Linked DNA regions of Homo sapiens: region 1 is linked to region 2. A link is a contact called in ENCODE Hi-C or POLR2A ChIA-PET data. All regions are on one chromosome and are shown on one strand. The core of a region is the stretch at or near the end of the contact, and the rest is flanking DNA. Distances in the headings are between cores, read along the strand shown.

What was found. Hi-C counts contacts between places; a loop is a spot of excess contacts on that map. ChIA-PET counts read pairs that join two places held with the same protein, here RNA polymerase II (POLR2A). Pooled maps may share reads with other maps.
Region 1: a pooled map shows a loop between it and region 2 (11-fold over the local background). The contact joins the promoter of PFAS here to the promoter of PHF23 in region 2. A Hi-C loop is called at or near these places in 1 of 37 single-sample maps with no recorded cell type and 6 of 50 pooled maps. POLR2A ChIA-PET finds 5 or more read pairs at or near these places in 2 of 52 experiments (B cell and BJ).

Annotation. Positions count from the first base shown.
Region 1 is chr17:8,247,185-8,254,270 of GRCh38, reverse strand. PFAS (phosphoribosylformylglycinamidine synthase) reads right to left here and starts at 4,982. Exons shown (of 28, transcript NM_012393.3): 1 at 4,932-4,982; 2 at 192-412; 3 at 1-105. The coding sequence starts at 333. CTC1 (CST telomere replication complex component 1) reads left to right here and starts at 6,215. Exons shown (of 23, transcript NM_025099.6): 1 at 6,215-6,267. The coding sequence starts at 6,235. RefSeq lists enhancers at 4,798-5,554, 5,679-5,798, 6,279-6,418 and a silencer at 6,139-6,188.
Region 2 is chr17:7,237,768-7,244,365 of GRCh38, reverse strand. PHF23 (PHD finger protein 23) reads left to right here and starts at 4,909. Exons shown (of 5, transcript NM_024297.3): 1 at 4,909-5,120. The coding sequence starts at 5,087. It overlaps GABARAP (GABA type A receptor-associated protein), which reads left to right and starts at 1,917. Exons shown (of 4, transcript NM_007278.2): 1 at 1,917-2,125; 2 at 2,687-2,765; 3 at 2,906-3,024; 4 at 3,447-4,358. The coding sequence starts at 2,036. The coding sequence ends at 3,512. It overlaps CTDNEP1 (CTD nuclear envelope phosphatase 1), which reads left to right. Exons shown (of 8, transcript NM_001143775.2): 8 at 121-775. The coding sequence ends at 181. RefSeq lists silencers at 1,155-1,264, 1,855-2,044, 4,642-4,781, 4,832-5,011, 6,162-6,598 and enhancers at 1,657-2,208, 2,209-2,760, 4,442-4,531, 4,659-5,308.

The DNA.
Region 1 (7,086 bases), core at 3,733-6,232, 1.0 Mb before region 2:
AGCCAGGAAGGAGCCAGGACTCCCGAGCAACATCATCCAGCAGTAAGGGGCAACCAAACAGCCACATCAGCTTCTTTGTCTCCTCAGCACTGGGGAGGGCCTCAGCTGCAGGGAGACAGGGCAAGGACACCTTGAGACACTGCCCCCAGCACCGAGGCATGTCCCCCAAGAATCTAATACCTGGGCCCAACCTGTCCAGTTCACGTTGTAGCACAGTTCAGTCTCGACGCCCTGCAGCTCTGGCAGTTTCCCTTGCAGTTTCCTCCGAGTGTGTCCAGGGGCTGCCCCCTCATGGCCAGAGGGACGAACATAGAAGTGAAGGACTGGGGACATCTCTGCAGGTGTCCTTTGCTGGAGAGAGGTGTCCTTTGCTGGAGAGATGTGTCCTTTGCTGGAGAGATGAATTAGGTTCCTAAAAAATAACATTAACTAAGCCGGGCGTGGTGGCTCACATCTGTAACCCCAGCACTTTGGGAGACTGAGGCAGGTGGATTGCCTGAGGTCAGGAGTTGGAGATCAGCCCGGCCAACATAGTGAAACCCTGTCTCTACTAAAAATATAAAATTAGCTGGGTGTGGTGGCGGGCGCCTGTAATCACAGTTACTAGGGAGGCTGAGGCAGGAGAACTGCTTGAACCCGGGAGGCAGAGGTTGCAGTGAGCCGAGATCGCGCCATTGCACTCCAGCCTGGGCAACAAGAGCAAAACTCCGTCTCAATAAATAAATAAAATAAAAATAACATTAACTATGGCCTATCTGTTGAACTGATTTCAGATTTCAAGGAAAATTGCGGCGTTATGGATAGGGTAGGGGAAAGTAATATGGACATTTAGAGAAACAAGGTAACCTGAAAAATGTAACCTTGGAGATTTTAAGGAATCTTGCAAAATGTGGTCTTTATTAATGTGGTAGGGAGGTGTACAGGCACACACCTGACACGTGTTCCTGGAGTACATGCACTTTGCTGGGCCCCAGTCAAGGTCTTAGAAACACCGCTGTGAATCAAGACAGAAACTCTGTCTGCTCTCACAGGGTTTATATTTTATTGGGGGAGAAAGGCCAAGTACCCAGACATTTCCAGTCCCGTGTGGTGAAGGTCAGGGGACTGTGGACACCAATCCTGCACTTCAGGTGTCAGGAAAAATTTCCTGAGAGAAATGGTATCAGCCATGGATTGAATGTTTGTGTATCTCCCCCTCCCAATTCATATATTGAAACCCTAATCCTCAATGTTATGGTATTTGGAGGTGGGGCCTCTGGGACGTAATTAGGTCATGAAAGTGGAACTCTCAAGAATGAGCTACTAATCTCACCAAACCTCTTATAATCTGCCCTTATAAGAAGAGGCCAGATTGGGCGGGGCATAGTGGCTAACACCTGTAATCTTAGCCCTTTGGAGGCTGAGGTGGGAGGATTGAGCACAGGCGTTCGAGACCAACCTGGGCAACATGGCAAAAACCCCATCTCTCTCAAAAAAGATACAAAAATTTGCTGGGTGTGCTGGCATGTGCCTGTAGTCCCAGCAACTAGGGAGGCTGAGGTGGGAAGATCACTTGAGCCTGGGGAGGCGGAGGCTGCAGTGAGCAGTGATCAAGCCGCTGCACTCCAGCCTGGGCAACACAGTGAGAACTTGAGATCAGGAGTTCCAGACCAGCCTGACCAACATGGTGAAACCTCATCTCTACTAAAAAAAATACAAAATTAGCCGGGCGTGGTGATGCGTGCCTGTAATCACAGCTAATTGAGAGGCTGAGGCAGGAGAATCACTCGAACCCGGGAGGCGGAAGTTGCAGTGAGCTGAGATCGAGCCATTGCACTCCAGCCTGGGCAACAAGAGTGAAACTCTGTCTCAAAACAAACAAAAACAAACAAACAAAAAAGGATCTCTGATCACAAAGCTTTTGTTTAAGAATTTATTGCTTGATGATATCATGTCATAAATTATTTATTTATTTATTTATTTTCTTTTTCTTTTTTTTTGAGATGGATTCACTCTGTCACCCAGGCTGGAGTGCAGTGGCACAATCTGGGCTCTCTGCAACTTCTGCCACCTGGGTTCAAGCAATTCTCCTGCCTCAGCCTCCCAAGTAGCTGAGATTACAGGCATGCGCCACCACGCCCAGCTAATTTTTGTATTATTAGTAGAGACGGGGTTTCCCTATGTTCGCCAGGCTGGTCTCCAACTCCTGACCTCAAGTGATCTGCCCGCCTCGGACTCCCAAAGCGTTGGGATTACAGGCGTGCGCCACCATTCCGACCCATAAATTATTAAAACAAAAAAAAAGAATTGCTTAAGCAGGGCTGGGCATGGTGGCTCACATCTGTAATCCTAGCACTTTAGGAGGCCAAGAGGGGCAGATCACTTGAGGTCAGGAGTTCAAGACCAACCTGGCCAACGTGGTGAAACCCTGTCTCTATTAAAAATACAAAAAATTAGCCGGGCGTGGTGGCAAGCACCTGTAGTCCCAGCTACTCGGGAGGCTGAGGCAGGAGAATCACTGGAACCTGGGAAGCAGAGGTTGCAGTGAGCCAAGATTGAGCCATTGCACTCCAGCCTGGGTGACAGAGTAAGACTCTGACTCAAAAAAAAAAAAAAAAAAAAAGAATTGCTTAAGCAGATCCTGAATTCCAGCAGAACAGCTGACTCCACCAGCTCAAAGACTCCCACAGAAGCCAGGAGCAGTGGCTCACGCCTATAATCCCAATGCCTGTAATCCCAGCACTTTGGGAGGCCAAAGCAGTGGACTGCTTGAGCCCAGGAGTTTGAGACCAGCCCTGGGCAACATGGTAAGACCCTGTCTTTATAAAAAAAAAAATTAAAAATTAGTGGGGCATGGTGGCATGTACCTGTGGTCCCAGCTACTCAAGAGGCTGAGGTAAGAGGATCGCTTGAGCCCATGAGTTTGAGGCTGCAGTGAGCTACGATTGTGCCACTGCACTCCAGCCTGGGTGACAGAGCAAGACCCCGTCTTTCTTTTTCTTTTTTTGAGATGGGGTCTCACTCTGTTGCCAGGCTGGAGTACAGTGGCACGATCTCGGCTCACTGCAACCTCTGCCTTGCGGGTTCACGCGATTCTCCTGCCTCGGTCTCCCGAGTAGCTGAGACTACAGGTGCACACCACCATGACCAGCTAATTTTTGTATTTTTAGTAGAGATGGGGTTTCACCATGTTCGCCAGGATGGTCTCAATCTCTTGAACTCGTGATCCACCCACCTCAGCCTCCCAAAGTGCTGGGATTATAGGCGTGAGCGACTGCGCCAGGCAGACCTCATCTTTCAAATTAAAAAAAATAAAAAAAAAAAAAGACTCCCACAGTGGAACCAAGTGAGCATGAGAATCAGTTTCTTCATCTCCCTGTTTCATGACCTCACCCTGCACTCTTCAATCAATGATTTTCACACTTCATCCTAATCCTATTCCAAACTCTTTTTTAAAAACCCTAGCCCCAAAGTACTCTGGGAGATGGATTTGAGGTTTCCTCCTGTCTCCTTGTTCAGCAGCCCTATGATTAAACCTCTTTCTCTGCTGCAACCTGGTGTCTTGGTGTATTGACCTCCAGTGTGCATCAGGCAACAGAACTATTACAGTTAATACTTTTAGCCTAACATTCAAAGGCCCTCCCCATCTATCCCAAACTACCTATCCAATTTCTGGTCCCACTGCCTCTCAGCGGGACCCTGGCTTTACTCACCAAACTCTGCTGTTCCCCTAGTCTTGCCACTCAGTAAACACTACCATCATCCAATTTGTTGCTCAAGACAAAAACACAGAAGTCATCCTTAATTCTCTTTCCCTCAGACTCTCTAAATCCAATCCACCAGGAAATCTATTTCCAATCATGTCTCAAATCTCTCATCTCTTCATCTCTACTACCTCACTCTAGTTCAAGTAAGCCACCACCATCACTCACCTGGACCAATGCATTAACCTCCTGACCACTGCATAACCACAATTCATTTGTCACACATCAGCATAAAGTGGATTATGGCTTCCCATTACACATGGTATAAATTCCAACTCAGCATCCTGGTTTACCAAGTCTGGCCACTCTCTGGCCTACCTTTCCAACCCTATCTCACACCATTCTCTTTTTCACCCACAATGCACCAACCACACATTAGCTTCTTTTTTATTTCTCTAACTTGCCAAGCTCAGTCCTGGAAGGCATTTTTTTCACCCTGACATATGCATGGCTAGCTCTTGTTATTTAGATTTCTGGTGATTCGCCTTCGTGGAAAAGGCTTCACTAGCCACTCAAGTAGTTACTATCAGATGGCCGGCCCTATTTTAATTTCCTGTAAAGCGCTTATCACTATTGGATGTTTTTATTTTTCGCTCTATATTCCCCACTAGAAAAAAAATCTCTACGTGGGCATGGGATGTTGCTGCTTCGTTTCCATTGAATTACCAAGGCTTAGAACAATACCAGGGCTTGAAACGCAAAAAAATTCTAAAACTTGTGGAATGACTTAATGAACTCTTGATTCTCACCACTCTTCAGCCCCTCCCCAACTTTCAGGACAGTCTTCCTGAAGGCATTTTGTTTATTAAGCCACTTGATTTCCGTCTATCATTCCCAGTAAAATATAAGCTTCAAGAGCTCAGAGACAGGGTTTGCGTGCATGAGGGCTGTATTCCATGACCAGCATGGTGCCTGATATAAAGTAGGCGGCCGGCAGTCTTTCTGTTAGCTGAATCCATGAATGGGACAATGGGGCTAAATTTACATGGGGGTCGGCCATGCCTGGGGTCTGCGGAACGCACGCAAGATAGGACGAATGGACGCCTCCACTAAAGCAAATACGCGGGCACCAAGTAGACACAGCTCGGCCCGGTGGGGATACTGAAGCCGCCAGACCAAGCTTGGGCTAGATGACGAAACGCTGCACCTGGAGGAGGATCCAGGTCCGCACGCGGTAACTATACTCACGTGGAAGATGCACTCGCGGCCACAGAGCACCTCGAATCGTCGCGCGCGTTTGTTACGTCATCCGCGTGCGCCGCGGGCAGAGACTGGACCTGCCAGCGCCGGGGCGACTACGCCCCGCCCACTTTTCCCCAGCCACCCGGCCGAATTCTAGGTTCTTGGTGGGGAGAGGTTTATCCCCAGGTGGTTTCTCCCACAAATCTGTCTTGAACTGACGTTTGTGAAAATACATTCAGTTCCCCGTCCCCGCGGGGACAGTTAAGTAATGACATCAGTTAGTTAAGGCCATAAAGCAAGCATGTGAAAGTTGTGCTTTGGTGGCATTACGAGGAAGCCCTTCTCTGCTTGGCAAGATCAGGGAGACTGAAAGATGCTTAGAAGTCATCCACCAGGCGGGCTGTGTTTGAGTTCCTGAGCTCTGCTACCCCATCCATCTGAAGGCCTGCGGGATGCCGGACAGGATGTCACTTAGGAGGGAGACGGAGGCTGGGCGCGGTGGCTCCCGCCTGTAATCCGAGCACTTTGGGAGCCCGAGGCGGGCAGATCGCTTGAGCCCAGGAGTTCGAGACCAGTCTGGGCAACATGGCGAAACCATGTCGCTACAGAAAAATACAAAAATTAGCCGGGTGTGGCGGTGCAAGCCTGCGATCCCAGCTACTTGGTGGGCTGAGGTGGGAGGATCGCTTGAGCCCGGGAGGTCGAGGCTGCAGTGAACCGAGATGGCGCCGCTGCACTCCAGCCTGGGCGATAGAGCGAGACCTCGTCTCAAAAAAATCAGAGAGGGCCAGGGGCTGTGTTTCACGCCTGTAATCCCAGCACTTTGGGAGGCTGAGGCGGGTGGATCACCTGAGGTCAGGAGTTTGAGACCAGCCTGGCCACATGGTGAAACCCCGTCTCTACTAAAAATACAAAAAAAAAAAAAAAAAAAAAAATTAGCCGGGCGTGGTGGTGGCAGGTGCCTGTAATCCTAGCTACTCAGGAGGCTGAGGCCGGAAAATCCCTTGAACCTGGGAGGCGGGGGTTGCAGTGAGCCGAGATCGCGCCACTGCACTCCAGCCTGGGCGACAGAACCAGGCTTCGTCTTAAAAAAAAAAAAATCAGAGAAAAGAGACAGGGGTGTCGGGAGTTGGGATGGTGCACCGAGGCGCCTCGCGGAGTCTCTAGGAAGCGAGGGGGTGAGCAGCGAGAAGGAGCTGGAGGTGGCGAGGAAACCCGCTCACCGGTGACGTCACCGAGCGCCCCCCCACCCCCATCCCCACCCCCAAGCGAGCACCTGCCCCTCCCGGGGGCGGAGCTCCGGCGCATCATGGCGGCTGGCCGGGCCCAGGTCCCTTCCTCCGTGAGTGCTGCTATTACGTCTCTTGTTCCTTTTTTCTTGTTTGTCACAGATACTCTTTCTCTTCCTATTTCCTCTGCCTTGTCTCTCTGGGCTCGCTGGCCGCGTCCGGCCCATGGGTGAGGGGGTTGTGAGTCGGTCCGCTCCTACCTCTTACTGGTTCTGCGAATGTTTATTCCCTCATTCACGCGGCGCCCGCTGTGAGCCTTAAACTGGTCTCCGTTCACTCTCTAGGGTTTAATCCTGGTGGGAAACCAGGAGCAGGTTAATGGGGGAACTATGGGGCTGTGGGTTCCTGGAGAAGACCCTTGACGGAGCTGTAGGGGAAAAGGGCAACCATAATAAGTAAAAGCGTCTGAGACCCGAAGTGCGTGTAGAAGGCAAAAAGCGCCGAAAGGGGCTGGGTGTGGTGGCTCACGCTTGTAATCCAGCACTGTGGGAGGCGGAGGCGGGCGGATTACTTGAGGTCAGGAGTTCGAGACCAGCCTGACCAACATGGTGAAACCTCATCTCTACTAAAAATACAAAAATTAGCCGGGCGTGGTGGCGCGCACCTGTAATTCCAGCTACTCAGAAGGTTGAGGCAGGAGAATCGCTTGAACCGGGTAGACGGAGGCTGCAGTGAGCTGAGATTGTGCCACAGCACTCCAGCCTGGGCAACAGAGCGAGACTCTGTCAAAAAAAAAAAAAAAAAAAAAAAAGCGCCGGAAGGGGTTTCAGGACGGAAGCAAACACATATTCAAAGGCAGGAGGATAGAGCAGGTGTCTGAAAAACTCAAAAGTTCAGTTGGGTGGTGGTGGAGGGGTCAGAGCTGACAGTTT
Region 2 (6,598 bases), core at 3,660-6,159:
ATCTAATCATGAATATGGTGATAATTTAGGTCCCACATCTCCAGTGATGCTGCCTTACAAGAGTGTTGTGAGGGTATGAACTATAAGGTACTCTACCAATGCAAGTTATTGTCACCCCAGGTTCACCGCTGATGTTCGTTCCGTGCTGAGCCGAAACCTTCACCAACATCGGCTCTGGTGACAGCTGCTCCCCCTCCACCTGAGTTGGGGTGGGGGGGAAAGGGAGGGCGAGCCCTTGGGATGCCGTCTGATGCCCTGTCCAATGTGAGGACTGCCTGGGCAGGGTCTGCCCCTCCCACCCCTCTCTGCCCTGGGAGCCCTACACTCCACTTGGAGTCTGGATGGACACATGGGCCAGGGGCTCTGAAGCAGCCTCACTCTTAACTTCGTGTTCACACTCCATGGAAACCCCAGACTGGGACACAGGCGGAAGCCTAGGAGAGCCGAATCAGTGTTTGTGAAGAGGCAGGACTGGCCAGAGTGACAGACATACGGTGATCCAGGAGGCTCAAAGAGAAGCCAAGTCAGCTTTGTTGTGATTTGATTTTTTTTAAAAAACTCTTGTACAAAACTGATCTAATTCTTCACTCCTGCTCCAAGGGCTGGGCTGTGGGTGGGATACTGGGATTTTGGGCCACTGGATTTTCCCTAAATTTGTCCCCCCTTTACTCTCCCTCTATTTTTCTCTCCTTAGACTCCCTCAGACCTGTAACCAGCTTTGTGTCTTTTTTCCTTTTCTCTCTTTTAAACCATGCATTATAACTTTGAAACCAAAGCGGCCTTAGGTCCTTCTCTGGGGTTTTGGGAAGTGAAGAGAGGGGACTTTGTTCACATGCACCCTGTCCCACAGGCAGAGGGGGAAGAGACTGCTGTTGGACTCAAGGGGCAGGGGGAAAGGTGGCGTTGAGTATAGGGATAGAATAATGCGGACACCAGATGCCTGGGATACAATAATGCTGACACCAGATGCTTTGGCGGGAAGGGCCGAGTGACAGGATGGGCGCGCTGGTGGGGAGTGGAAGGACACCTTCGGAGAAGCAGGCTATGGAAGCACGAAAGGAGAAACCGGCTATGGAAGCACGAAAGGAGAAACCTGGACGGCCAAAGGGCGTAGAGCTGGAGAAACCGGGCTTCGTCCGGGGCACTGACGTGGACAGGTTAAGCGGGCGCTGCCCCCAGGTGGCTGGCGCCCCGACCTCCGCTGTCCGGGAAGGCGTCGGTCCCCCTCCCAGCTGTCGCCCAGCCGGCCCCGCCTCCCCGGCGCCCTCCCAAGCCGGCCCTACTTCGCGCACCCGCCACGTGACGCTCCGCCCTCTTTGAGATCACATGATTTAACTCAAGTCCCGCAGTGTTCCTCCGCGCTGGCGTAGTCCCTACCTTTCCAACCTCCTCTCCAGTCCCTATTGGTCTACTCATTTTGGCACTTAAGCGTTCTGTAGATCTCTCCAAACATCTGTTTTCTTTTTGACTTCTTATTTCTGGAGATCATCTCCGCCACTTGGGTACTACTTTGTTTTGGTGTCAACGGCCGCCTTCAGCGTAGCAACACGGTTCGTGAATAGCTAACCTTGTAATTGTCCCTGCTGTTCCTCTACGTTGTTAACGAAAGGAACTTGGAGAACCAAGTCTCGTATGATGATTACCATCTTTTACTCCTCTTCAGCCCCAGCTTCCTTGAGGGGACGGTTGGGGAATAGGTTTAGAGTAATTTTCGATGAGCAAAAGCCAACCGTCTTTGCTACGTCGCCTGCGTAGCCCACAAATTGATTCCAAAGCGATTACGCTAATGGCGTGAGGGGGCCGGTCAGTTGGTGGTGCTACGCTAGCAGCGTTAGCGCCGCTGAGGTAGTGGCGTATCTTAGCGGGGGGGGCAGTCCCCGATAGTCGGGGGCGGGGTTGGTGAATAGGGAAGTGGCGCAAATTCGTGGATCGCTCCGCTGAATCCGCCCGCGCGTCGCCGCCGTCGTCGCCGCCCCCCGTCCCGGCCCCCCTGGGTTCCCTCAGCCCAGCCCTGTCCAGCCCGGTTCCCGGGAGGATGAAGTTCGTGTACAAAGAAGAGCATCCGTTCGAGAAGCGCCGCTCTGAGGGCGAGAAGATCCGAAAGAAATACCCGGACCGGGTGCCGGTGAGGACAGTAGCCAGGGCCGAGGGCGCGGGACGCTTACGCTGACGCCACAGCCTGGCCTTGGATCGGGACAGGCAGCGCAGGGATCAGGCTGCTGGCTGTGGTGGGGTTGGCAGCGAGCCTGAAACTGCTGTCCTTGGGACCCAGGATGAAAGGAGTGGGGTAGTGGTGGATGTGGGGTTGAGAGGGATGTGGACAGGAGAGAGAAACCTTAGCATTTGAGGCCTTAGAGAGTTTGACAGCCTGAGCTTCAAATGGTCATCCCCCCAGCTAGCTAAGGTTGCGAGATTGAATCACTAGTCGACCCAAACAAGTCACCTCCGTCTGATTAAGATAGTTGTTTATGGTGACGCCCTATTGGGGGATGGATCCTGGATATTTAAATGAGCTCCAGTCAGTGAGGTCAGGATCTCTGGGACTCAGTGCTGCACCGCGTGTACAAAGACAAAGAGATGAATCTGGGGTAGATTTAGGTGCTAGGAATATTGTTTCTTGAGTTCTTGACAGGTGCAGCTTCGGGGCTGCATTCCTTCTGTCTCCTAATTTTCATCTCTTTATCAGGTGATAGTAGAAAAGGCTCCCAAAGCTCGGATAGGAGACCTGGACAAAAAGAAATACCTGGTGCCTTCTGATCTCACAGGTGGGAACCTGATCCAAGACTCAGGCTTGCTTCCTGTGGGTGGGAGTGCAGTCTCTGCGGGAGGAGGCTCCACCTAGCAGCTGTTCTTTTGAGGGCATTTTTGACCTCTGTGACTTTCTTGCATCTTGTATCTTTTGCAGTTGGTCAGTTCTACTTCTTGATCCGGAAGCGAATTCATCTCCGAGCTGAGGATGCCTTGTTTTTCTTTGTCAACAATGTCATTCCACCCACCAGTGCCACAATGGGTCAGCTGTACCAGGTATGGTGACTGGGAAGTGGTGGAGGCTTTGGAGAGGAATCTTGGAAGAGCGTGAGGGGAAGAAAGTGTTGTTACATCAGTAGTTTTGGACTAGCTTCCTGGCTTGCCTTAAAGTTTCATAATAGCCGTGGGTTGGGGGTTTGGACAGAACAGTAGGAGTAGAGAGAAGGAAAGAGAACAGTGAGCTAGAGAAACTATCTGTTCGGGACTCTTCCCAGTCCCCCTCCCCATTCCAAAGCAGCAGAAAACAGTTTGAGGCCTTTTTGCCCAGGACTGCAGAGATTATACTGCTCGTGTGGTAGGCCTTGGAGTCAGTGAAGGAGTCAGGCAATGGTTTGTGGTTCTAGAAGAACGTGTCTGGGTCGTGGTTGGTTTAAGTTACTGGAGCCCAGTTGCTGAACAGTTTTCTGCTTTCATCCCAGGAACACCATGAAGAAGACTTCTTTCTCTACATTGCCTACAGTGACGAAAGTGTCTACGGTCTGTGAAGCTGCTGCCCCTGAGCTGGAGGGGGGTCTCATTCTACAAAGAGAGAGGTGGCCCCCCTTTCTTGACCTCCTCCTCCTTCAAGCTCAAACACCACCTCCCTTATTCAGGACCGGCACTTCTTAATGTTTGTGGCTTTCTCTCCAGCCTCTCTTAGGAGGGGTAATGGTGGAGTTGGCATCTTGTAACTCTCCTTTCTCCTTTCTTCCCCTTTCTCTGCCCGCCTTTCCCATCCTGCTGTAGACTTCTTGATTGTCAGTCTGTGTCACATCCAGTGATTGTTTTGGTTTCTGTTCCCTTTCTGACTGCCCAAGGGGCTCAGAACCCCAGCAATCCCTTCCTTTCACTACCTTCTTTTTTGGGGGTAGTTGGAAGGGACTGAAATTGTGGGGGGAAGGTAGGAGGCACATCAATAAAGAGGAAACCACCAAGCTGAACTGAATTTTGCCTTGTGTTGCTCCCCTCGTCCCGCTGATTTTAAGTCTTTCCAAGGTGTCAGTGGGTTTCAGTGGTGGGGAAAGAAGAGTACTGGGTACAAGCTGGAGGGATAGAAGTATATTTTGGTTTATTCTGTTCATGTTGGGCTTTTCCCTGTCTGCAAAAAGAGGGTGCTTTTGTTGTGATGGAATGGAATACTGAGGATTATTTCTTGAAACTTTAGTTTTATAACACGCATGTGAAACTAAATGTTAAAAATGCTCATGTAAAAAAAAATTTTTTTTTACTGTGGGTTCCTGTGGAGAAAGTTCCGAAGTACCTGCTTTAGGTGAACATCCACATTTGCTAGAACATTCTAACTAAGATATTTTCATGTGTGCAAGCTAGTAAAACGGCTGTTCTCAGTTGCATGTCACTTGGCTAGACTTTTGCCGGTGTGTGGGATCCGGCAGAGTGGAATCAGGGAGGGAGAAGACTGGGAGCGGGAGCCATTATCGCCAGGAATACTTCAACTCCCAGCAATCATTTCTCCGGCAGGCCGGAAGTGGGGCGGTCCTCCTGGGGAGAAAGAAGCTGCAGAACGAGGCAGTATGGTGGCCGAGAGTTCTAATCCCTTCTTCCTCTTCTTTCTTGGTCCCGCCCAGCCTACATCTCCCAGGGGCCTGCGCGCGCACTTCCGCTCTCCCCTCCGGCTCCTGGTCTCCCCGCCGCTCCCCGGGGGAGGGGAGCGGCTTGGTGCGCCTGCGCCAGCCTGTGGCTTTCTGGGAATCAAAGTTCCGGAGGTTCATGCGGTCCCTTTTCCGCTGTTCCCGGACGGACTACAAAACCCTTGGTGCACTGCGCCTCGGCGCCGGCGGGGGGAGGAGGGAGAGAAGAGGAGGGAGGGAGGAGAGAGGAGGTGGAGGAGGAGGAGGAGGGAGCAGGCGGCCGGCGGCGCGGGGGGAGGGGGCCCGGTCCGGGAGTGCGGGAGGCAGTGGTAGAGGGAGGTGGCGGCAGCGGCTAGCGGACTCGAGTCTCAACCGGGCTGAGGCGGACACTTCTGTGGAGCGAAGCAGTGGGAGCATCGAGCACTAGAGGCGGCACCGGGATCCCCGGCTCCGGGGAGGGGGGCGCCGGACCGGGAGGAGGGGAGGGGGCGATGCTGGAAGCCATGGCGGAGCCCAGTCCCGAAGGTGAGCTCTCGACCGGTGCAGAGCGCTGAGCCGGCGGGGGGCGGGCGAGGAATCAATTGGCAAACTTGGAGGTCGAGCCCCGGAGCCCAGCGGGGGAGTTCGGGGAGGGGGTCGGGAGGCTGGCCCTGGAGGTGGGAGAGCGACGAGTTGAGAGACCTTGGAGAAAGAGGAGTGGGAAACTGGGCTGGGGTAGTTGGAGATCAGACGGTGTGGGGGTGCGGGGGATAGGAGCTTGAAACCCGGAGCCTCGGGGGTTAGGGCCCGAAAGGGCCACCGGCAGATTGGGGCCCTGGAACTGGAAGGTTAGGGGAATCCAGTGGCCGGAGAGTTGCTCAGGAGGGAGGACGTAGAAGAGGCTGAGTGAGGGGCCCGGTAGTTCGCCGAGGTGGGGTAGTTTGTGGCGGTGGTACCGGAGCTCCGAGTAGTTGCCGCCGGAGAATGCCCGGTGATTGTCGGAGAGGTGGGCAGGTAGTTGTGGGGAGAAGAGGGGGTCTGGGTATTGTCTACGGCAGACGGACCTGTACCGGGGGGTAGTTGTGGAGAGAGCGAGCCAGGAAGCGAGGCGAGCTGGGTAGTTGTAGGGGGTGGTGGGGCGGGGTGGGGGGGGTTAAGACCGGCGACTTGTCGGGCGGGGGGGTAGGGTTGGTCCGCGAGGGTTAAGAGCCTGGGAGTTGCTGAGGGTGAGGGGGGCATCGGCGGCAGCAGCGGTGGCTGCTGTGGAGAGAGAGAGAGAGTGGCTGGTTGGGGGGAAGGGGCCAGAGTTGAGGGGTCCATAGCCTAGTAACTGGGTGGTGAGTACGGGGGCGGAGGGGGGGGCGGCGGCCGGAGAGGGCTAGGAACAGGGCCGGGGGGCCCGGTGGGGAGCCCGAAAAGCTGGAGACGGGGAGGGGCCAAAGCCCCGGATGGGGGCGGAGGGACGGCGAAATTGTGGGGAGCGCGGTATGGGCGGGGGGGGGGGGGCAGGTGGGGGCCGCGTCCGGGTTAGAGCTCCCGGGTCTGTCCCGGCCGTGAAGTAGCGTTGGATGCGTGTGCCTGTGTGTGTCTGGGGTGGGGGTGAGGGGCGCGCCGGGCCGCGTGCTCGAGTAGAAGGGGCCGGAGGGCGGGGAGCGGTTCGGCGTGGTCATCCTGGACCCTGGGGGCTGGCGGGCGGCGTGTGCGGTCTCGGAGGGCCCGAGGCGGTGGAGCGCGGCCGGGTAGGAACTCGGGGCTCCGGGCGCGTGTGAAGGACGGGGGCGGCTGGCGGCGGCCCGGACGCGGCCCCGGGAGCGGTACGGTGGGGTGGGGCGCTGAGGGATCCGAGTAGACTGGAGTCGAGAGAGACCGTGAGTTGGGGGGGCGGGGCGCCGGGCCTCCGGTTGGGGGAAGGGGAGCGCTATAGCGAGGCCTCAGAGGGCGCCGCGCCCAGGCTCCGCCCCTCGCGGGGCGGAAGGGGGAGCCGGGGCGGATCCAACACAGCTGGGGGCCTGCTGGCCTGGCAG